5 separate regions of the Homo sapiens genome follow, and regions 2, 3, 4 and 5 are each linked to region 1. The links are chromatin loops, found by intact Hi-C in ENCODE. Cell type or tissue: GM12878. All regions are shown on one strand.

The links. Hi-C counts contacts between places; a loop is a spot of excess contacts. Peaks named below come from ENCODE experiments on the same cell type or tissue, not always from the same donor. Only the 100,000 strongest peaks of a DNase experiment are listed, where the experiment ranks them.
Region 2: a loop joins it to region 1, with 8 times the contacts of the local background. A loop is called at or near these places in 4 of 110 quality-filtered maps.
Region 3: it touches region 1 in a loop (3-fold over the local background); 2 of 110 quality-filtered maps call a loop at or near these places.
Region 4: a loop joins it to region 1, with 4 times the contacts of the local background. A loop is called at or near these places in 2 of 110 quality-filtered maps.
Region 5: it touches region 1 in a loop (6-fold over the local background); 5 of 110 quality-filtered maps call a loop at or near these places.

The regions. Positions count from the first base shown.
Region 1 is chr18:5,055,415-5,060,414 of GRCh38, forward strand. No RefSeq gene overlaps it. Among named protein-coding and RNA genes, the nearest start is that of LINC01892, 23 kb to the right of the region's middle. In GM12878, a CTCF peak has its summit at 2,517 (motif pointing left); DNase peaks (open chromatin) are centred at 2,418 and 3,462.
Region 2 is chr18:4,452,424-4,457,423 of GRCh38, forward strand. DLGAP1 (DLG associated protein 1) reads right to left here and starts at 2,884. Exons shown (of 13, transcript NM_004746.4): 1 at 2,583-2,884. RefSeq lists a silencer at 2,904-3,033. In GM12878, a CTCF peak has its summit at 3,083; no DNase peak of the experiment used is centred here.
Region 3 is chr18:4,753,414-4,758,413 of GRCh38, forward strand. No RefSeq gene overlaps it. Among named protein-coding and RNA genes, the nearest start is that of DLGAP1, 300 kb to the left of the region's middle. In GM12878, no CTCF peak of the experiment used is centred here; a DNase peak (open chromatin) is centred at 2,608.
Region 4 is chr18:4,235,110-4,240,109 of GRCh38, forward strand. All of the region lies in intron 1 of DLGAP1 (DLG associated protein 1), which reads right to left. Among named protein-coding and RNA genes, the nearest start is that of DLGAP1-AS5, 27 kb to the right of the region's middle. In GM12878, no CTCF peak of the experiment used is centred here; a DNase peak (open chromatin) is centred at 2,021.
Region 5 is chr18:4,179,402-4,184,401 of GRCh38, forward strand. The region is part of intron 1 of DLGAP1 (DLG associated protein 1); the gene reads right to left. It overlaps LOC124904239 (a long non-coding RNA gene), which reads left to right and starts at 1,759. Exons shown (of 2, transcript XR_007066271.1): 1 at 1,759-2,215; 2 at 2,756-5,000. RefSeq lists an enhancer at 2,828-3,122. In GM12878, a CTCF peak has its summit at 2,988 (motif pointing right); no DNase peak of the experiment used is centred here.

The DNA of each region.
Region 1 (5,000 bases):
CTAACAGTGTGGCAAGAGTGTGAGAGATGTCTTAAGAGCCAAAAAGAAAACCTCAAAGAGAAGCAGTGGTGATAAAAAGGATGGAGCAGAGACTTGGAAGCAAGAATATGAAGCTCAATTTCTGGAAGAATACAGATATTCCACTGATAGAAAACTTGGTTTCCATCCTAATTTTAAAACCTCAAAATGTTCAGCAGTGGATATTTCAAACTCCTACCCACAGTATGATGAAGTGGCAAATCACCCTGGCCAACATGTCAGAACACCTGTGTTTTTCCGTATGTTCATTTCCAAAGAACAGTGCTCTTTATGGACCATGTGTATTGTGTCAAGATGGCTATCAAAACCAGACTTCCACCAATCCCACTCACCCCTAATAGATAAGTGCTCTTGGGGAAGCCAACGCTATTCAGACAGAACTAGACTATACTAGAGTACTTCAAAGATTCCTTAGAGATTTAATGTCATACAGATTCTAGATGTACTTCTAAAACTATATCCCCATGGCTTTTTATAACTTTAGAAATGACTGTGACTAGCCTAACTCACCCCTTATCAACACTGGTAATCATTTAATAGAGAAACATGAGTGTACTTCTGATTAGGAAACAAACTAATGCTGTCAGTAGTTACTGAACACAATCTTTTTTCATCAATTTAACTAATGTCCAATTGTGTTTCTTTGACACTGCCCAGTGCATTTGTTTTAGCACATTCTTTAAAGTGGTCAGAAGAGGACTGGCAGGGTGGTTCACACTCTGGGTTGAAGCAGGGCTCCATTTGTACTGGGGGTAAGTAGGTATCTAAGATGTCTGGGGGATTCTAATGAATGCAAACACCTCTAAACTACATTGAAATCCTGAAGTAAGCCAAGGCCATGTATACATAACTGGAGGTTGATTACAAAATAAAATGTTTGGGGCTGGGCATGATGGCTCATACCTGAAATCCCAGCACTTTCAGAAGCTAAAGCAGGAAAATCACTTGAGGCCAGGAGTTGAAGACCGACTTGGGCAACATAGTTTAAAATTATTTTTTAAATTTTTTTTTAAAAATTATTTTTAAAATAGCTGGTCACAGTAGTGTATGCCTATAGTCCCAGCGACTCAAGAGGCTGAGGCAAGAAGATCACTTAAGCCCAGGAGATCGATGTGGCAGTGTAGTGAGCTATAATTTCACACTGCATTCCACCCTGAATGACAGAGCAAGACCTTGGATCTTAAAAATAAAAAAAAGTAAAACATTTGGAGTGAGATAGTTATATCTGTGCATCAGAGAAAAACAGTGGTAGAGGGAACTCTTACACACTGTTGGTGGGAATGTAAATTAGTACAACCTCTAGGCAAAACAGTATGGAGATTTCTCAAAGAACCAAAACTAGAACTACCGTTCAACCCAGGAATCTCACTACTGGGTATCTACTAAAGGAAAATAAACAGTTCTGTCAAAAAGACATCTGCACTCTTACGTTTATGACAGCACTATTCACAAAAAAAAGTCATGGAATCAACCTAAGTGCCCATCAATGGTGCGTTGAATAAAGAAAATTCCATATACACCATGGAATACTATACGGCCATAAAAAGAAGAAAATCATGTCCTTTGTAGCAACATGGATGCAGCTTGAGGCATTATCCTAAGTGAATTAACACAGAAACAGAAAATCAAATATCACATGTTCTCACTTATAAGTGGGAGCTAAACAATGGATACACATGAACATAAACATGGAAAAAATAGACACTGGGGACTCCAAAAATGGGGACAGAGAGAGAGGGGAAAGCGATGAAAAACTACTTACTGGGCACTATGTTCACTGTTTGCGTGATGGGTTCTGTAGAAGTCCAAATCCCAGCATTATGCAGTATAGTACAAACCTGTGCATGTGGCTCTTGAATCTAAATTTTTTAAAAATGAAGTGTTTGCCATTCTCTGAATTGGCTGTGGATTTGGCTTATTCTGTGCCTTCTATTTCCTGCTCCTCCTCCAAGATCCAATAAGTCAGAATCCATCCTAGCAGTCAACCCTCCTTGACATACCAAGGGATGTGGACAGGAGGGCAGGAATAGCACTGTAAGCTCAGACCTCTTCTGGCTGTCCTGACACGCCCCTCTCCTCTTCCCTACTTCCTCCATTCTGCTGCCTGGTTTATCTCTTAGCCTTTCACTTTCCAACCCGGCGTTCTGGCTCCTCCGACCTTCCGCCTGTCCCTGTGATTTTTTCGCCATGCAACAACTCTTTATTAAAATGACCCTACTTCCTCTATCCAGATTTTGCTTGATTTTGCTTTAATTTGCTTACCTCCTTTCTCAGGTCCTCATGACTTCTCCTAGCTACTTTATTGTCCTCTGATCTGATGCTTTTTCCCACATAGGAAAAGCTACTAATTGAATCCCAGCTTCTAAGCCATTGCCCACTAACCTCTCTTGAGACTCAAGAGACCTCACCAGCTGGCTGAGCCTGGAGACCTTGAAATCCAGAGGTGGCTACTGCAGGCTCTTCCCGGGTCGTGCCTGCCATCTTGTGGATATAAATGGTAACTACACCGAGGCTGGGCTCAAAACCCCCTTAAGGATCAAAGGACTTTGTTCCCTTAGTTAAAAACAAAAGTCCATGTTCTCACTCTTAGGTGGGAATTGAACACTGAGAACACACGGACACAGGAAGGGGAACATCACACACCGGGGACTGTTGTGGGGTGGGGGGAGGGGGGAGGGATAGCATTAGGAGAAATACCTAATGCTAAATGACGAGTTAATGGGTGCAGCACACCAGCATGGCACATGTATACATATGTAACAAACCTGCACGTTGTGCACATGTACCCTAAAACTTAAAGTATAATAATAATAAAATTTTTTTAAAGAGTACCTTAAATGCTGCCTTTTGCATCATGTCTTTGACTGGTCATTCCTGTCAAAAGGAATTGATCTTGCTTCTGCAGTCCTGAGGGTCTGCTCCATACTGATCCTGACGAAGGCATTAGGGTACCAGTCTCACATCTTCTATAAACCCCTCTATCCTTCAGAGCTCTTAGCTTTTTCACAAGCGCTTACTAAATGTTCTGGAAAGTTGAGAATCTAAGCTATTCAAACCATGGACCTATGATTAACTTGGAGGTGACACCTTAATTGTAAGTCAAATGCTGCAATCCTTTGCTTACCAATAAATTAGATTCCAAAAGGCTATTTTTAGATGTATGTGTTTGTGAGAAAGTTAAGCTTGCAGTCTCTTGATGTATTTCCACTAAATAAGAGTGTGAATCAGTCCTTTGAGGTTTTAAAACAAGGCATATTCTCATTTTCCTCATGGACAGTTCTATAAGCAACTTTTTTTCTCTTCAGCTACATTTTCTACACTTCTCCCTTGTCTTGATTGCTCTCTGTTTGCCTCCCTGCCCTTCCCCACCTCCCATCTATAGTACAGCTTTCTCTTCCCCACTCTGTGGTCAGAGGCTGCTCTACGTAGACAGCATCATCTCGGCTCCCCACCCTCTGGCTTCCTGTCGGGTTGGGCCATGAGAGGGGGAGACACCGTCAGGAGATGAGAGGTAAAGAGGTGATATGGACTAAACACGTGTCCCCTCAAAACTCCTATCTTGAAGCTCTCACCCCTTGTATGGCTGTATTTGGAGTCAGGAAGTAACTTAGGTTAAATGAGGTTATAAGGGCGGGTTCCTAATGCTACGAGATTGGTGGCTTTAGGAGAAGAGGAAGAGATCTGTCTCTCTCCTTCTCCCTCTTTCTCTTTCTCCCTCACTCTCTCCCTCCCTCCTTCCCTGCCTCACCACACACAGCTCAGAGGAGAGGTCATGTAAGGACAAAGCAACTATCTGCAAGCCTGGAAGAGAAAGCTCCCCAGAGGCTGAGCCCTGCTGGACCTTGATTTTGGACTTCCAGCCTCCGGAAATGTGAACAAATAAATTTCTGTTGTTGAAGTCACCCAGTCTGGGGTTTTTTATTGCAGCAGCCCGAGCCGCCTAAGACAAGAGGCTGGGTTGTATATTCTTCTCTTCCCTCCCAGGCCCTTCTTTCATGCCTGCAGCTCTGCCCAGTTCCGGTACACAGCTTCCTCCCAGCCTGGAAGGCCTGGAAGAGGAAATTGCTCCCTGCTATCGTTAGTCCCAGTGTACCCCAGTCTTTCACGGTTCCCGTAAACCCGTCCACACCTCTGTAAATAGTTCCGTCACTGAATAATTTTTATTAAACCCTCTGGAGTGTGCCTTCTGTTTCCTTCTGGAACAGGGTCAGCGAATGTTTTCTGTAGAGGGCCAGGGAGTAACTATTTTAGGTTTTGCCTGCCATATGGTCTCTGCTACAATTACTCAACTGCCGTTGTACCAAAAAAAAAAAAAAAAAAAAAAAAAAAAACCAGCCACAGACAATACGTAAATGAATGAGTGTGGCCATGTTCCAATAAAACTTTATTTACAAAAGCAGGTGGCCTGCTGGATTGGATTCAAGGACCCTGGCTGATACACCCACTGACCACTCACTGTGATGCACAATAGAAGTAGAAGGTGCTTTAAACCAGCAAAATCATCTCAGTTTTGCTAGTTTGCAGCAAAAATGAAATCAAATGTTCTTTCTGTATGCTTAAAATTCAGAAATAAACTCCTAACCTCGTTTTGTGCTAACACTGGGTAAATTACCATTCAACATTAGTAATGATACTCTGGCTTAATCAAGCCAAGATTGCAAAAGCATTTTGTTTTGCCAATCACCTCTTTTCATTTCTTGCTATTTTCAATTGATTACATAAGCACAACAGTTTTTATCTTTTGCGTGATTTGCTCTTTGTATAAAGGGCTTAAAAGGGGTGTTGACTTTCATAAAATTTATTTCTAAAATAGCTCCCTGAATAGTAAACCCAATATGTGATATTATCAGAAAACATATCTTCCTCTTGAGTGAAAAGAATATACATTTTCTACCTAGTTCTGCAAATACGCATATGTAGCTTGCATATGGTTAATTTGATATATGGATATATGTGTGTGT
Region 2 (5,000 bases), 600 kb before region 1:
AAAATGAGTACTTTGTAAAACAAGTCCCCCTCTTCCAAGTTTTAATTTTATATTTAAAAAAAATCAATCTAAATGGCTATATGGAACAAAGGCACACATATTTAATAGAGTTAACTCAAAGTGCATGCAGTTTCTATTCCCAAATTGGGTTGAATAGGACACTTAAGCTTAGAAGGATTTAAAAAGTAGAACACTACAATTAGTTTTAGGCTATTTCTCTATATGCGCTACATAATATTTTGGAAGGAAGGTCTTGTCTCCATTTGCTTTCACTAATCGCTAATATGCTTTTACTGGGTTTTTAGTCCTGGCAGAACAAAGCTTATGTTGATGGAGAAATTAAAGATGCTAAACCATGAAAATTCCCTCCTAGGGAAAACTCATATACTCATTATTTCCCCAAAGCACAATTGCTTGTGTGAGATTTAAGAAGCCTTGTCAGAAAATTATTTTGACATATTTAAAAGAATGTTAACCAGTTCCTTTTGCCCATATTTATATTGCCTGTAATGTTTGAGATAAAGTATTGTATTTGCAGACTAATCTTAGAATGAAATATAGAGAAATAGATAGCTATAAATTTAAAAAAATCTATGTATGCAAGTACATTCTTCTTTACTCACACAAGGTAACTAACATTTTCTCTTAAGTAAATTAGTTTTTTAAAAATTCACAGAATTTTATATCTGCGACTAGGGGTATTGCAAGGCACTAACCAACTGAAACAACTTTACATTTAAGTACTAAATCTAAAGGAAATTAAGAACAGGGCTACTGACACCTGACTTCTATGAACTTTCTTGTTTCATGCCAGAGTATGAATTTTCTGAACCAAGGGTAGCGTTTATAACTTAAACTTTTTAAAATCATACATTTTGCATAGACATATTCATTATTTCTTTATAGGCTTGAATTTCCTTTTAAAAACTTAAAGAAAACTTTATATTCTTCTGGCATGAAATAAATTAGGATCTTGTAAAATTTCTTGCCTCCATGTCATTTCCGTTCAAGTTTTATTCAAGGAATAAAAAGTATTGCTTTATATGCAAAATGACCTAGGCCAATAGAAAGTCGTTTCCTGAACTGAAATCGTGCTATAAATAACAGTCAAAGGGCTGTTCTTTTTAGAACAGCTCTTTCAGGGTAAAAAATAATTTGCAGGATGTTTGCCTTAGGACCTAAAATCGCTTTCCTAGTTCTCAGCATTTCTCATCTCCATGTCTAACCACATCTTAGACTGATCTATCCTCACCTTCTACGAAGCCATTCACGAAGACCACAAAAGCTAAAAGATCTGTCTTTAATTGGTACTTTTATTATATGTCTTTCCTCGTAATTCCCTAACTTCACGTGTTATGGAAGGAGGCAGGGAGCATTCACCTCCCACGACCGGGAGTCAGTCTCTGTGTCAGGAGTAAGGAGTGAAGAGTCTCGCCTGGATCCACAAAAGACGTGACATCTCCCACCCAGCGTCCCACTGCTTGCCGCCTGGCTACCTTTAACCCCTTGCCCTCCGCACATCCTCCCCTTCTCTAGCAGAAAATTCCGCAGCGCTACGGTCGGGCTGGAGGCAAGCCCTGCAGCCGGGGGCGAGCGCGGCACTCGGACACAGGCACTCAGTGTCTCCGGCGCCGGCAGCCGAGCCACGGGCCACCCCTTCCCACGGCCTCCCGGTGCCACCCAGCGAGGCCGGGACAGCGCGCCTTCCGCAAAAAGCGCAGCAGCCGAAGTCCTGAAAGCAGGGTCTTCATCGCCGCGGGCCCTCCGAAGGTGCCTCTCCCAGCTGCAGCCGCCCCTCAATGAAAGTGCAATGTGTTATCTCGCCCAGCCCAGAGGAGAGGTCCCTGTTTGGCCTTGGTTCCAGCCCGGCTCATTCAATTCGCTGAATGTCGGGTCTCCCGGCCCGCCCCGCGATTCTCCGGGAATTGGCCTTGGCCGCGGGCAGGGGGCGACTCTCCAGTGACCTCCTCCTTGGACCCCATTTCTCTCTCTCTCTCTCTCTCTGTGCCTGTCTTTGTGTCTCTGTTTCTTTGGCTTTCTCTTACAAACGCACGGGGGAGTTGGTCCTTTTCCACAATGCCAAAATGTCACCCAAAAAGCTAGTGCAACAACTTGCTTTGCAAACGACCCAGGAGCCTGCCGAGAAAGCCCTGCGGGGAGCAGCCCCCTCCTCCCCTGCAAGGTGCATCGGGGGTGGGGTGGGGGTGCGAATTTGACCGGTGGACATGACCGGGACAGGGGACCGGTGTTCTCCTCCCCTCCCCCTTCCGGGACCCTGTCGCAATTAGAAATCCTTCCCCTGCCTGGGTCCCCGTGGGGAGCCGCGAGGACCGCATGGCCGGAGAGGACGCGCTCGCCCCCGAGATCCCAGGTTACCCGGAGGGCCCGGGAGTGCACCCCGGGCGGCTGAAAGGGTAAGGAGCGCGGACTCTCGAGCCAGCGGCCGGGGGAGCCCAGCCCGCAGCCCCTCCGCGGGCGAGGGAAGCGGCGACCGCGCGGCAGGCAGCAGCCAGGAGCCACCCAGCGCGCCGCGACCGCCGCCGCCGCGCACGCCCCAGCCCCGCGGCGCAGCCCGGCGTTACCTGGCCGCGTCCCGCAGTCCGGCCCTCGCTGGCTGCGTCCGTCCGTTGGTCCCACGAGCCTCGGAGGAAGGAGAGAGATGTCCCCGCGACCAGGACCGGCTCTCAGCGAGGTGACGGGAAGGACTCGAGAGAGGAGCCGAGGCGGCGGCGGCCGTTCGCGCCGCCTATGCTGCCGATTCCCCGAGGCGGAAGGTGTCCGCGAGGCCGTGTCCTGGAGATTGCGGCGCCCGAAGCGCAGCGCTCGCCTCTGGAGCGGAGGCTGAGCGCCGGGACGCGGCGGGCTGGGGCTGCAAGGCTGGGCTGGTGACCCGCCCCTGGGTGCATGTTAATACGGTGGGGAGGAGGAGTCCCGCGCTTCCTCCGCCCAACCACCGGAGCCGGCGGGCGGGCGGCGGCCGCGGCCCGGAGCCAGCCGCTCCCACCCGCCCCAGCTACTACGGCGCGGCGCGACCGCGGGCTCCGGCCCCAGCCCAGGCACGTGCGCCCAGGCCGCGGGGAGGCGCCGGCGCCTCCCGGAACGCGCTCCTGGCCTGCGAGTGCTGCCCGCTCAGTCTCCGGGTGGGAAGTGCGCTCGCCCCGGACCGAGGGGAAAGCCCAACATCCCCGGGATGGAACAGAGAGGCGGCCACCCGTGAGTGGGCGTGACCCATTGGTTCCCTTGCGCAGCATCTGTGGAGAATTAAGCTTTCCCCTCCTCTCTTGCCAGCCGTTGTTCCTAATCTTGTCTTTTTTAAGGGAGGAAAGCAGGAGAACTCATGACACTTTGTATCACAGGAAATCAAGTTGGTGGACAGAGGGTTTGCTGACCTCTCCCGTCCCTCCTCAGGGTCCCTAGGAGAATTTTTGAAGAAGTAATCGGCAGCAAGGAGATGGGGGCAATAGAGAGTCTCAGACTCGCAGGGACCCATGTTCGTCCCCAGCGCCACTACTTTCAAACCGTTATCCCTCAGAGCTGTTTCCTCACCTCCACAACAACTCTCCCGGGTTCGATGACACTATATATCCCACCAGTTCATCTTGGTACAGGCCAAAAGGTAATTCAAAAAGCGAAACGAATCTCATCTCCTGACCTGTGCCCTCGGTAAAGTCCCCAGGTTCCACCCCAAGTACACTTGGAAGCCAGGCCCCTCCACACAGGCTGAGCACCACGCTTCCACAAACTGAAAACAGAGAGAATCCACTTGGTTTCAAAGTTAGAATAGGGATAGCGGCGTGAGTGGGTGAATTGCGATGTGGGTCAAGGAGAGAAAAAAGTAAATCAATTAAGTATTTATTGAGCTCCTGCGCTGCCCACTTAATTGCAAACGTTACAGTAGTTAAAATAATCGTGGTTAATCACTGCCTTATTATTTCCTTCTATTAAAAAAAGAAATGGCATCTTCATGGAGAATGTCCTTTGTTCTACAGCTTCCTGAGGGAATATTATGCCAAAAAGTACATAATCTTTATGTAATTTTATCCAGAAGTTATAGCATAAGATTTAGCATCTGTTTTGTGTGATGTCTAATTATAAATATTAATAGAATATCCTTTTAAAGACAACACTTCTAAAAATGCAAGGAAGTGAAAAACAGTTTTCATAAAAATATGACTCAGATAAATAACCTCTTTCCTGCAATTTCACTGAGTGATTTTCCATTAAAGAAAATAACAATTACTGAAACCACTAAATGGAGGTAAATTCTCAGCATTGTAATATCATGAGCACCGACGCTTTAGCAATGATCTAAAAGATATTCTCAGACAATTCAAGAATTACTATAGGGGCCCAGCTCAGTGGCTCACACCTCTAATCCTGGCACTTTGGGAGGCCGAGATGGGCAGATCACTTGAGGTCAGGAGTTCAAGACCAGCCTGGCCAACATGGTGAAAACCCATCTCTACTAAAAATTCAAAAGTTAGCTGGGTTGGTGGTGGGCGCCTGTAATCCCAGCTACTCTGGAGGCTGAGACATAAGAATCACTTGAACCCGGGAGGTGGAGATTGCAGTGAGCCGAGATCACACCACTGCACTCCAGCCGGGGTGACAGAGCGAGACTCTCAAAAAAAAAAAAAAAAAAGAATTATTATAGGGACACTTCAAATCGGATTCCCTGAAAAGGCAAAATACTGATATGTGATAATAGCCTTCATAATTTGGAAAATTTGCCTTTCCAGATTTGTAAATATGTTTAATTAATAGATTTTCTTTTCTAATTTTTAAATTGATATATCACAGTTGCACATATTTTGCAGGTAGATACAATAATTTGGTATATATATACAATGCATAATGATCAAATCAGGGTAATTGGGATATCCCTCACCTCATTTATCTTTTCTTCGTATTGGGAACATTAGAATTCTTCTCTTCTAGCTATTTTGAAATATACAATAAATTAAACTATATAGTTCCTCTGCTGTACTATTGAATACTAG
Region 3 (5,000 bases), 300 kb before region 1:
GGTCCATTTTTAGAGTGCTCATTGGTGCCTTTACAAACCTTTAGCTGGACACAGAGCACTGATTGGTGTGTTTACAATCCTTTAGCTAGACAGAGAAGTTCTCCAAGTCCCCACCCGACTCAGAAGCCCAGCCGGCTTCACCTCTCACTGACAGACATTTTTGTCCTGGAAAATGGCATTACTTTTATTATACTAGACTAAGTTTGTCAAACCTGCAGCCCACAGGCCACATGTGGCCCAGGACGGCTTTGAATCTGTCTCAATACAAATTCATTAACTTTCTTAAAACACTATGAGATTTATTGTGATTTTTTTTTTAGCTCATCAGCTATCATTAATGTTAGTTTTTTTTTTAATACTTTAAGTTTTAGGGTACATGTACACAACGTGCAGGTTTGTTACATATGTATATATGTGCCATGTTGGTGTGCTGCACCCATTAACTCGTCATTTAACATTAGATATATCTCCTGATACTATCCCTTCCCCCTCCCCCCACCCCACAACAGGCCCTGGTGTGTGATTGTGTGATGTTCCCCTTCCTGTGTCCATGTGTTCTCATTGTTCAGCTCCCACCTGTGAGTGAGAACATGTGGTGTTTGGTTTTTTCTCCTTGGGATAGTTTGCTGAGAGTGATGGTTTCCAGCTTCATCCATGTCCCTACAAAGGACATGAACTCATCATTTTTTATGGCTGCGTAGTATTCCATGGTGTATATGTGCCACATTTTCTTAATCCAGTCTATCATTGTTGGACATTTGGGTTGGTTCCAAGTCTTTGCTATTGTGAATAGTGCCACAGTAAACATACATGTGCATGTGTCTTTACAGCAGCATGATTTATAATCCTTTGGGTATATACCCAGTAATGGGATGGCTGGGTCAAATGGTATTTCTAGTTCTAGATTCCTGAGGAATCGCCACACTGACTTCCACATGGTTGAACTAGTTTACAGTCCTACCAACAGTGTGAAATTGTTCCTATTTCTCCACATCCTCTCCAGCACCTGTTGTTTCCTGACTTTTTAATGATCGCCATTCTGACTGGTGTGAGATGGTAACTCATTGTGGTTTTGATTTGCATTTCTCTGATGGCCAGTGATGATGAGCATTTTTTCATGTGTTTTTTGGCTGCATAAATGTCTTCTTTTGAGAAGTGTCTGTTCATGTCCTTCGCCCACTTTTTGATGGGGTTGTTTGTTTTTTTCTTGTAAATTTGTTTGAGTTCATTGTAGATTCTGGATATTAGCCCTTTGTCAGATGAGTAGGTTGCAAAAATTTTCTCCCATTTTGTAGGTTGCCTGTTCACTCTGATGGTAGTTTCTTTTGCTGTGCCGAAGCTCTTTAGTTTAATTAGATCCCATTTGTCAATTTTGGCTTTTGTTGCCATTGCTTTTGGTGTTTTAGACATGAAGTCCTTGCCCATGCCTATGTCCTGAATGGTATTGCCTAGGTTTTCTTCTAGGGTTTTTATGGTTTTAGGTCTAACATTTAATGTTAGTGTGTTTTATGTGTGGCCCAAGACAATTCTTTTTCCAATGTAGCCCAGGGAAGCCAAAAGATTGGACACCCCTGTAGCTAGACAGTGAAAACATCTTCCATCTGCTCCAGAGAGGGACAATTCTGTTTTTCAAGGCTGTTTGCTATGTAATAATCCTTGGAAAGTTAGCCTAGATCAAAGTACATGTTCTCTTAAGACATGCAAAATCGTGAGAGATCCATGGAGTATTGTCTCCAAACAGTTAATTTCAATACATATATTTGGCTGTTAAATGCTTACCACTTCAAAACTGAAACACCATGTAGTATGTTGATGGCTTTAAATAAAGATGTTTATATAACTACAAAAAAGATAAATTAAAATGTGCCATGGAGATAGCATATGGCTAAAAGCAAAGTTTTGGAATGAGACACTCTTAAAATTGAGCCATATTTCCATCATCTACTACCTATGTGACTTCAGGAAAGTTGCTTGATTTCTTTCCATTTTAATTTTTTCATCAGTAAATTGAAATAATACAAATCTCAAATATTACAGGAATCATAAATGGTATCACGTAAATAAAGCAGATCAGTACATAGCATACAGTTAGTTCTCAGAATTTGGTGCAGATTATTATTACTTAATCTCTGAATAAGTCATATACAAATATTCCTTAAACACTTACCATTTGGTTTACACTGCATTAAAGACAGTGTTAGTGATAATGGAAAAAGATGTAAGAGAGCCTCCATTCTCAAATAACAAATTACACTATAACAATGGAAACAAAAGTAGCACAGACAGAATTTCATGGATATAGTACCATATACAATCAGTACCATAAATTGCTAGAATATAGATTCCATGGAGGTAGGAACTTTTTCTCTAGCTCCTTAATAGTATTCAGCACATACTAGGCTTTCAATAAAATTGTTGAAAGGATGTTGAATAAAATGATTAGAGAATGACTCCTTATTTCGCTGTAAATCACTGTGAACTAGAATAGCCAGGGAAGGCTTAGTGAAGAGAATGGGACTTGGGCCGTGTTCTCTGAAGTTTTCATGAAAGAGGAAATGTGAAAAATGACAGCATCTTTTCAGCCCGCTACAGCAAACACAGGGCTTCTTGCAGTAAAAGTGGAAGTTATCATTTTAGTAAGTCTTACCCATGCTCAGCTCAGCAGAGCAGGGCAGCATGCTGGCTGTACCACCTGCTTACAGGATGAGTGTGCTGTGGCTGCCGGAGAAGAAGAGGAGACACAGCAGGGAGGTCAGCTTGGACAAAGTCTCTGCCTGGCAGGGAGGGTGGATGGTCTCAGGAAGTTGTCTGGATGTGTACATGAAGCAAGATTTTGGAGAATTTTTAACACCATTATTGAGGTATAACTTGCATACTATAAAATGCACCAACTTTTGCTTTATCGAGTTAAAAGTACACTTTATACTTAAAGTATAACTTGTACAATTAATACTTTAAGTATAAAGTTTGGTGAGTTTTAGCAGATGTATACAGCTGTGCAAATATTCCCATAATCCAGTTTTAGAACAGTTCTATCTACCCCAAAATATTTCCTAAGGTCTTTTTTTGCAGTCAGTCCTTGACCCCCACCCCAGGCAAACAACTAATCAGTTTCTGTCTCTACAGTGTTGCCCTTTCTCGATATTTTACATAGATTCACATAACATATGTGGTTTGTGAGTGGCTTCTTTCATTTGGCATGGCATTTTTCAGGTTTTCCTATGTTGCAGCTTGTATCAGTAGTTCGTTCCTTTATATACTTAGTGGTATTATATTGTATGTCTATACTATATTTTCTTTATCACACAAAATATGTGATTGGATTATTTCCCATTTAGATAAAAATCTGTCACCTTTATCCCCCAAATTCAGATTTTTGCCTCCAGATCCAAGGAGAGCACCCCTCCTGGCAGCAAAGCTGCTGACTTTGTGCTCAATATCATCTTGAAAACCTTCCCTTTCCACCTTAAGGACTAGGAGGTGAGAAGGGCTCCCTAGGCAAGGTCATCTGTCCTTTCCTGGAGGTCTATCAGTTTTTCAAGAACAAATGCTTCAACTTTTCTGCCCTGGTCAATTTCTAGTGCCAGAAAATGGTTGTTTTTGACAGTTTTGACAGTTCTATCGGAAGAATCACCAACCTCTTTATGTCACTTTAACTGGAAATTCCTTTCTTCTAAAGGATGTTGAAGATCAAGATACAAAGTTTGATTCTCTGAGGATCAGAGTCAAATAACCTGTGTGTTACTTTAGAGATGTCAGCATGGGGCATAATGTGCAGTCAGTTGGAGGGGAGCAATTTCAACCAGGAAATTCATCATAATAATCAAATAGGACAGGTTTAAAACTTCTTAAGTGAATTAGGGCTAGGGCAGTGGCTCATGCCTGTAATCCCAGCACTTTGAGAGGCCAGGAGGGATCACTGGAGGCCCGGAGCTACAGATCAACCTGGGCAACATAGTAAGAACCTGTCTTTACCAAAAAATAAAAAATAAAAAATTACCTGGGTGCGGTGGCATGCACTTACAGTTTCAGCTGCTTGGGAGGCTGAGGCAGGAGAATAGCTTGAGCCCAGGTGGTCGAGGTTACGGTGAGCTATGACTGCACCACTGCACTCCAGCCTGGGTGACAGAGGGAGACTCTCAAAAAACAAAACAGAAGTTAATTGAATTAATATAATGCAATTCAATTCCATGGTTTTTTTTTTTTTTGTCAAGTTCTCCTTCACATGGCAATGTTTATGCTATTTCATACATTCTTTTTGAGAATATGAGGTTCTTTCGTTTTTGCTCATTACTCAGGTTCTATGCATGCCCATATAGGTCAAAGTTTGAAATTACTAACAGCATGCAAGGATGTCCATTATCACAAAATACCTTGAAGGCGCTATGCTTTCTTTGGTCTGTAAGCATTTGTGTATACTGTGTCCTTTGCTTAGTACTCTCTTATGCTCACCTTTTCTCACCAGGCTGAATGCTATCCACCCTTCAGTCACAGTTTGATATCATATCCTCCTGGAGCCCTTTCATGCATGACATCCTGAGGGCCTTCCGATGCAGTACCCAACCATATTAAAATTGTGTATTTGCAGATCTATTTCCCTTATTAGATTTAAAGTCTGTGATGGGAGGGCCCAGGCTGCATGGCTCACTATTATAGTCCAAAAATTTGGTGGACCTTCAGAAACAGAATATGTGGTTGATCAATACATACAAAATTGTTTTAATGGAAAGTTGCATAGGATTATTGTAAGAGGACCAACTCCTCATGACCTTTGGCAAATTACTTAACCTTTCTAAGCCTCAGTTCAATTTTGAAAAACAGGGTTGATCATTACACATGTTGTGAGGATTAAAAGGAGAGATGCATTCAAAAGCTGTTAGCACAGTGCCTGGCATATAGCAAATGCTCAGTATGTGCTAACCATTCATCAGGAACCAATTACAGTCATTGTTGGTGGCATGGGAAAAGTGCCTGCTGCTCAGCTCTGCTGTGGGGAGCAT
Region 4 (5,000 bases), 820 kb before region 1:
CCCTACTCAAACCTGTTTTCCAGCTTATTGGAAGCACATATTCTTCTGTCCCTTGGTGAAGCACTCCTTCAAATTAGAAGAATGACACATTCATTTTGTACCCTCACGGGCCCACCACATAGTGGACACCCATTAACCACTTATTAAGTTGAATTTTAGAAAAATTGTTTGATTTTAAAAATTCAAAAAGTGCATATATTCAATGGAGAAAACTGGGGAAGCACTGAGCTTGCTGCACTCCCTCCCCTCAAATGTGAGGGGTAACTGGGGGCCAGAGGAGACATCGTGAGAGTAACATCATATGAACCACTTGGGAATTGCTCATGTTGGCCTGTAAAATAGCAGTTACTCTGCAAATCAAGCTATAATCCATGAAATTATCTAAGCTTTGTTTGAACCTGCTGTTTTTTTAATTCCTAGCACCATTTGGAATAATGTGTTACATAAAAATTTCTTTGTTCATTTGTTTTTGCCAGCACTGCTTAAATGAACACTTTCTCTTATTTGATTGAAAATACAACCCATTTTCAGTGTTTTGAGAAATAAAAGATAAACCCAAGTTATGTCTGTCAACATGGTTTACAGTTTTATAAATTTCAATTTCAATGTCTTTTTTTTTTTTTTTTTTTTTTTTGAGACGGAGTCTCACTCTGTTGCCCATGCTGGAGTGCAGTGGCATGATCTTGGCTCACTGCAACCTCCGCCTCCCGGGTTCAAGCAATTCTCCTGCCTCAGCCTCCCTAGTAGCTGGGATTGCAGGCATGCGCCACCATGCCTGGCTAATTTTTGTATTTTTAGTAGAGACGGGGTTTGGCCAAGTTGGCCAGGCTGGTCTCTAATGCCTGACCTCAGGTGATCCGCCTGCCTTAGCCTTCCAAAGTGCTGGGATTACAGGCATGAGCCACCATGCCTGGCCTCAATGTTTTTTCTCTATCTTCATGTAGCAGGAACTTTAGGACCAGATTGCCTGGGTTCAAATCTTGCCTCAGCCACTTAGTTTTCTGACTTGGGCAAGCCATTTAAAGCCTCTGATCCTTGTTAACTTTATCTGTAAAATGAGGATAAAATAATATTACCTGCCTCATAGGATTTTGTGAGGTTTCAATCAGTAAGTACATGAAAATGAACTCCCACATGGATTACATACAGTAAGGACTAAAGCAGTGTTGGACATAATTGTAATGATTATCAGTAGAAGTGCCATAATTCCTTTAGTCATTTAACATTCCTTTCGCTGGGTCTTCATCAAGTCCATTATGTCTCTTGGAAGGATAGTGTGCAAACTGCACCTAGTAAATGTGCCACTGAAGCACGGTGTGGTAGAAGGAGATTGCAATCATTTTCCTTGTGCTTTTACACCTCTTCCTCACAACGCTTAGGAATTTGTTCACTTATGTGCCACTGCCTTATACTGAACCAATATCTTCAAACATCAGTCAAAAGTGACACCCTAATTTACAAGCTGCACTTTATAGCTTAGACTCTTTAAGTTTTATAAATATTTTTTTCCCTCCCTTAAATGAGTTATCTTAATGCTTTAATGCAATGTTGTTTATTCCCCATGTTGAGCTACTTTCACTGATATTTATCTTAAGCGAGGTGGCTTCTACTAGATAAAATAAAATAATAACTGCGCAATTGTCTTTTCTAGCTGATTTACAAACATGTAAGGCCATGTCTCTACCAGTCGCCAGAATATTGAATAACCAATTGTTTGCATATAGGTCTTCTATTCTTATTCCTTCATTTTAATTTAGCAAACATTTATTGAGCAGTTAAAGAGATGTGCTTCGTGGCACAATTTAGCATGGGAAAAACATATAAACAGTTCTCCTACCCTTGAAAACTAAATAAATGAGTCACGTCTCCCCTGCTCCTTCTGGTTCAGGCATATTCACCCTGACATAGAACATTAGGGGTTTAGTCAAGACTGTGCTTTCTCCACTCTTCTCAGAGTTCACTGTCTGAAGCTATCGAGTAGCTCAGTGTTAGGACAGAGGGAAGTCGGGAAATGACTGTGTGTGCCTTTCTGTTACTAATCCTGAACTCGCCAATTAATTACCACGCTATCTGAAGCTTCGGTCCTTGCCTATTTGTGATCTGAAGGACAGGATACACCTGTAGATCCTGCACTGGAAACTCTAAATTTATACTTGTTGTTGTTTGCTAGTAATATTCATTCCCTTTCTCAGCAGTATACCTAGTTCTTTTTGGGGAATTTCCCTTCCTCCAGTGGGCGCAGTCTTGGTATGATGATAAGTCCTAGAAGCTAACGGAGACCCTGAAGCCTCCTTTTGTTAGGATTTTCAACTGAGTGGAGAAATGAAAGACAGAAAAAACGGTCAGGGTTAATGCCTTGATTCTGGGGAAGGACGGGGGTTGAGTGGTTCAGCCACACTGTTCCTGCCACCCACAGCTCTGGAAAGTCCAGGTTCCTGCCTTTTCTGAGACTGACTCTGCGGCCCTCTCTTCAAATTTGTTAGTTTCCTCAAGATCCTTCTAATACATTCTTGCTTGCTTATGTTATCCAGAGTTAGTTTCTTTTTTCAGCAAGAGGCCCTAAAAGACTCCATTTATAAAGAAAAAAAAAAAGGAAGCAATTTTTGCCTGAGTTATGAGTAGATTAAATTCAATATGTACAAATGGCTCCAGTGACAGCGGGAATTATTGAACTTAAACTAAGTTATGTTAACATGAATCACTTTGTAATTATTTCATATCACTGATCATGACTACTGCCAAATGAGTTATGAGTTGTAAAGCTATAATAAAAATATTATGATGCAATATTATCATACATGCCAAGTGAAACATTCCGTTAAATCTCTTACCTGAAGAAAAATCTGTAGATGCCATATGCCATTTAAAGTATTTCAGGTATAGCATCCTGGTTGAGCATCCCAAATTCAAAAATCTGAAATCCATAATGCTCCAGTAAGCATTTCTTTTAAGCATCCTGTTGGTGCCCAAAATGTTTTGGATTTTGGAGCATTTTAGATGTCAGATTTTTGGATTTGGGATGCTCAATTTGTATTTCTATTTGTACAAGGTAGGCTTCCTCTCTGTTTCATCAATTATAAAAGATAATGCTATTTTCTTCAAAATATTGTGAGTTAAATGAGATGGTATCTGTAAACGTTCTTAGAAGAACTTCTGTGAATTATGACCCCAATCTAAATAGACATTCCAAACTATTTTCTACTGAAAACCCAAGGTCAGGTTTATATCCCTGATACATAGAATAAAAAAGCCTGATATCTGAAGTTACTTAGATCATCAGAAAGCATAAAGCTAGCTTTTTAATTTAAGTCAATTTGACAACTTCTTGACAACATTTTGATGAATTGTGTTCTCCTTTAATTAAATAGAAGCAGAAAAGACGTCTCAGTGTTGAAATTTTTTAACTATGTAAATACACCGTAGAAGTTTTGAGAAATAATACCTCTTTTTCACTCTCGATTTTTGGTATCCTTCCTTCAAAAAACTTACTCAGTAACTACTTGCTGAGAAGTTTTATTCAGTAAATATGAACATGATGATACAAGATAATGAGGGATTATATATGTATAGCAGCACTATTAATTCTAATCAAAATATGTAACTACCCTTTCAGGTTACTGAAAGCAAATGAGCTGGCAATAGGAGCTGCTTTCATATTATTAGAAATGGGTGCCCTTTAGGCAAAGATCTCTCCAAGAGTAATCTGTGGACCACCTGCATCCAAATTACTTGGAATTACTTTTCAATAAGGTGAATTTGAAAAATGCCCCTCTCCACCCCAAATTATTGAATTATAATGTCTGAAGAAGTAGAATACAGGAAAAATCATCAATAAAAACTTTTCACATAATTTGCATGAACATCAAAATTTGAGAACTATAACTCAGATCATCTGTGGTAGACTTTATCACTGAGTAGGCAATAGTCAAAGTGGGCCACTATGTGATGCTGGGAGTGTTGTGCAGTGCACAACTTCAGAGAGTGCTGTTGGTATCACAGTCTATACCGTACAGCAGCTCTGATTGCAAGATTTAATTCATATCTTATGGTTGCCAAGGAGAAGTTACCAAAATAGCAACTGAGAGAATCTATCACATTTGCACTTTTCAAATCTTCAGCTTTACAATGTCATCAAGCATGAGATGTGTGAAGGACTGTGTTTTGATCTATCTCCTAAATCCTAAAGGGATAATTGACATCATTTAAAAAAAATTAGTTTTTTTCATCATTTATTTGATGAATTCTAGGTTTTTTAAACAAAGGAACTGAAGAAAGAAGAAAATCTTTTGTTTAGAAGTTTTGGGTCATTAAAGTATTGAATAAGCAATTTTACCTGCTGAGAATGATCAGCTTTTAGTCTGCAGTTTTTTAGTTATGTACTCAGAAGGTCCCTAAATAAAAAGAAAACTATAAAAATTGATTTCTTCTTTTTTTCGTATGGAAGTGGTACCAAATACTGCTTTAAAAAATAGTCTCACATTATAAAAATTAGCCCACATTCATGTGATATTCAGGGTAAGTGGCTCTGGAGCCACAACTAAATTGTAGCATCTCAACACCCGTTTCCTCAAATGAGATGCTAAACAAAGTGTCTTCGATTTAAAATCAAACTATACAGGCCTCCTTAGTTGCCTGTGTGTTGATGGATATTTTCAGAAACAGAATCTAAAATAATATTTATTTGGAAGGTTTACAAAGAGAGATTACTACTTTTCTCAGTGCAGATTGTCCAAGTTGGTCCAACTTCAAGAGTATTTTTCAATCTGGATATGAGTCTGCAAATCCACATTGAATCCATTAGGACCTACTTAATATAATTTCCTCCCCATATCTTTTATCCTCCTTTTCCATGCCCTGTTTGTTTATTTAAACCTCTTTTTTCATCTTCTTAGTCTTTCAAGCATGTCAAGTTAGTCCTCCAAAGAGACATTTCCTTTGTCTTGTAATTTACTTGTTGTGTTAGGAATTGTCAATTAACCAAATAGTCCTTTACTGAAATG
Region 5 (5,000 bases), 880 kb before region 1:
ACATTTAAGTTCCTAACTTAAGACCATTTCCTTTCAACATTAAAATAGTCATGATGCCTTTTGTTATTATTGTTCTTATTGATTCAGTGCCTATTGAGTACCACGCACTGTGATAAGTGTCTTACATTAATTATAAGACATACTATCATCATTCTATGAGATGAGGAAACTGAGACACAGAGTAACTTATTCAAGGTCACACAGCTGGTTATGAGAAGTATGTTATCCTAGACTCTCACATTTAGGCCCAAATTGTAGCCTCTTAAAGCCTCACACATATCCTATGTGCTTTAGTGTCTCAATAAGTTTATTTGTAATAAAATGAAAAGAAAGCTCTTTCTTCTATTTTAAGTACATGAATCCTAGAATCAAAACTTCTGGCAACTTGAAATCTTCTCCCAGTAACCTCACTCAACACTTATCGAGCCATTAAATCTCGGCTGCGTCCCTTGGGGAAGGCACTTTACCTCTCTGATCTTCAGTGTCTGTATTTTTCAAATTGGGCATAATGGCATGAACTTTATCAGTTGTTTTGGGGTGAGTGAAAGTCATTTATATTGCCCTGGATACATGGTAGTCCTTATAAATAAGTCTTCTATTCTGAGCTAAGGAATTTGGACTTTACTGACAGGCAATGGAAATCCTCAAATAACACAGCAACATGGATCTCCCTCGTGATCTCCCTCTCTTCACAATCATGCGTGCATCAAAGATGAATTTTCTTTGAACACAACTTACACTTTTCATAATACGACTCTCTCCCTTTGTAGTTGAAAGGGCTTATCAGGTTTCCTACTTCACACAGAATGAAACAGAGGTGTTCTTGTTTGGATTGTTCCCCAGCACTCCTGACACTAGTGTTTGGCTTCAGTTACACTCATCCAGCAGAGTCCCACAAAGGAGGGTGACTAACTCATCTGGGTTTGTCTGGGACTTTACTACTTTTACTCAGTCCCAAACAAAATGGGAGAGGTGGCCAGTCACCCCAAAGACATTACACTTTCCCAAAATTCCACACATTTGACATTGCCCTTTGTGTTGCTCTATCAGGAACTGCACATCTTGCAAGGCTTAATTTAGAGCCAATACCATCATCACCTGGGGTAACTGGAGCAGGTGGCACCGATGGGAGAATTATTATTGAGTTTAATAAACTGGGATCTGATGTTGAAGGTTTTTAAAAAGTAGTTTGAAATAAATATTAAATACAAAAAGTTTCAATACTAGTACAAAGAATATGCATACAACTTTCACCCAGGCTCACCTAGTATTAACATTTCACCACTTTGCTCTATCATTTGTGTTCCGTTTCTCACACACATATAATATTCTTTAGATGGGGAAGGTTTACAAAATTTTATCATATGCTCAGAGGTAGGGAAAATCACTTCTAACCAGGAGGAAGTAATGGAGAAACTGGCTTTCAGTAAAGATTTGCTGGGAAGTCAAATGTTCAGAGCTCTGCTTGTGGAAGATGACAACTACAAGGGTGTCCAGTGAAGTCTAGAAAGAAGGCCAGGCTGGAGACAGAGGGATCAGTCAGGAAGCTGCTCAGAGGTCCAGGCACCAAGGACTTCTACTAATGGACAGAGATACTGATGGGTTTGAGCAAAAATAAAATAATATTCTTTTAGTGCCCAAGTTAGATAAGAGTGTCTCACATTTTCTTGACTATTTGACCTAACTTAGTAAGGTGATTTACGTCTAGGATTTTTCACATCTCTTTTATAAAATAGAGTCCTTTGATCACATCCATCTTCTCATCTTGGTTGTTTATAAATGAAATGTTAAAATGAAAGATTATGGGAAGAATTAGACTCCTGTTATTTCATGTGATGAACTCATTTCTTGGCAGAGTTACACTGGATGAGTTAAGATGTAACTGAAAATATGCTTCCCTCCTGAAACTTGGAATCTTGCTTTTAATTATCATTGAAATGTCACCAGAGATACATTTAAACAGTTTTTGATAAGACATGGACTAACAAACCGAATCCAACTGCTACAGGGACATTTTTTAATTTCACAGGTGGTTGAAATATATACTGCGGCAGTATAAAGGAGAAAATGCAGCAGGAGCTACCCGTGATAGGAGTCAATACCTCTGTGAACAAGGAGAAGCACTACTATCTTGGTTGAAAACACTCTTATTCGTAACAAAACCGAAAGCTCCTGTGTCTGATCTTTTAATAGACTTTCAAGGACACATTTTCAAGTAAGTACCACTATATCTGGACGACAATCAACCTTTAATTTCTTTCCTTTATTGTTCCTTTAAGTGTCTTTGGATTTCTTCTTTTTTTTTTAAAGTGTCTGGTATTTTGACATTCTCACTTCTCACATGGGCTGTATTTATGTATGGTACTCATCAACAAACACATCTACAGCTTTCGGTAGATAATGTTTTGTTTGCTCCAAAAAAAGAAATTAGGGGAGCCCTTACTGAGAAAGTAATAGCAGTACTACTAATAAATATGGGAGCTGTTTTCTTCCATTAGAAGAAACACCAGTAGCAACATATGTATTCCAATCTGTAGCACTAAGTGCACTCAATTAAAGAGAAGATGATAGCGATTTGCAGATCCCCCTGCTCCAGCCTATTTTTCAGTTGGCATGGTGGGGACTGGCTAGGGAGACCATACCCATCTTTCCAAAGCAGGAGTCGGGAAAGACTTGCTGGTAGCTTGAAGCTAGCCGTGGAAAAAGTGCATGCACTGCAGAAACTGGCAAATATTACCAACCTTTTTTCTGACAGCAGGTATGGGAAACCAGAATACGCTACACCCAAATGTGCCTCTTTGGCAGAAGTCTGATTGGGCTGAAGGAATTAAGAACAAGCAGAAGCAGGAAGGCTCTTTGCCCTCTCTCTATTTGCCTAAAATTGGGATGTAAATTTACAAAGACAAAAGCTATTTCACCTCCCCTCTCTGAAAGAACAAAGGTTAACCACTGAAGAGAGTTTTTCACCCTTACGGGCCGGAAGATGGCACCAGAGGAAACTACGTTAGCAAGCTTTGCAAACCAGCCTTTCTCTGCCAGTTATTTTCCTTCCCCCACCTTGTGGCCCCTAGAGATACAAAGTCTTTTTATTTTTTATTTTTTTTGTCTTGTCACTTCTCTAAGCATTGACTGTTCTTTGTAGAAGATCCCACATAAGTTGGAATTCAAGCCACCTCTTTGAAAATTACTCATTCCCTAGGTATCTTCCATGCGTGTATTAAATAAACATATTAATAAACTTCTGTTTGTTTTTCTCTTTTTAAAGTGTCTTTTGCTATGGGGTCCATTCCAACTTAAAACTTATCAGGGTTGAGATAATAATTATTCTTCTTCCCCTACACTGGTTATTAAATGTTGCCACCACACTAGCACCTACAAAGGATAGTTGGGTTTTAGAAATGCTGGACCATGGACAGGTAGAATCAAGTGAAATAATAATGTGCTGCCCTTAATGAAGCTGTTGTCTGTCAATAGTTGATAACACCGAATTCACTTCATAAGGGTAGAGAGGAAGAAAACAATGTTTGCAGGAGATTGTGAACAAGGAAGGAACACATTTCAGATAAGGGTAATCATAGCTGGGCTCCTTAAAATGGCAATTATAAACATGTCCCTATTATTTCAAAGGTAGGCCAATGACTGATGGTTACAGAAACATGAGCTACCAAAACAGACCATCAGAAACCAAAAGAAAAAATATGTGAACAAAACAGCTTTTTAGGAAGAAAATACATTAAATCAAATTCTTGGCATTTTGAATATGCAAGAAAATTAAATATACAAGTCATACTGAAAACTGTCAGTCCTTTTTGTGCATAGCTTGATGACTACCAGGCAAACCATTTTCCCTAATTGAGATTTAAGAAAAATAGACGAGTTTAACTCTAGTGCAAAATAAAATGACTTAACTGACAATGTGAGAGGCTAACTGAAGAAATAAGAAATATTTAGAAAGAAGAGAGATATACCAGGATTTCATAGATTACATGAGAAGAAGCAGACTAAAGGGAACATTTCATTGTATATTATTTCTCTCTATATATGTCTATCAAAAGTAGGCATTTCAAAAAATCAAAAAATTATTTGAAGGTACAAGCCACTTTATTGACAAAATTACCTTTTGCACTATAATTTAACTTTCTTAAACTTTTGACCTTGTTTCTTGACCTTTGTACATTTTCCTTTTCTTTTTTAAATTATGTGGCTCCTTTGAGTCATCCATTTCCTCTTTCCTCTGGAAAGGGAAGAGTCATGGATTCCAACCTTTCTGCTAGAAGCTACGAAGAATTAATTGCCATGTAGGTTTCCTTGGAAGACGTCAGATAATCTTTACCTGGGTTTCATGCACAATCATTTCTTTAACAAGACTGAGCATTAGTCATACCTATAAATTAATTCTCCCTCTTGGTCTAAAACTAACATCTGAAAATACTGTACTTTTCCTTCACATCAAATATGGCCTAAGTAGCCTTTTCATTTTATTTTTCCAGAAAGCTTTCCCAGTAAAAAGACAGACCCGAGGGTATTTTCTCATCTTGTTGCAGAGAGTGATGGTACAGAATGTGCATAATGCCCACGCAGGAAAGTTAATAATATTCTACAAGCAGTCTATTTTTAGATTAATAGAGCCAGTTTACGCAAAGCAAATCTGTACTGCAGAAAGAAGAGCGTTAAATATTTGAAAAAATTCTGGATAAACTTTAAGAAAAAAGGAAACATTTTCTTTTCCTACATTGGGTCTAACATAATTAAATGAATTCAAAGGCTTAGCCACTTTTGCAAAGGCTTAATTGCTTGTATTGATCGTGACCTAAATTTGCTTCTGCACAGTTTATAGAGCTACATTTGGCACTGGAACCAAAACCCCTTGGGACGAAAAGCCATAGCCATCCTGACATTACCAAATGGTAGAATAATTATTTACATTTATTAACATGGAGATAAAGATCATTTTGTTGGTTGACCAGATAACTAGGTCTTTCCTGGCTAATGCTGCATTA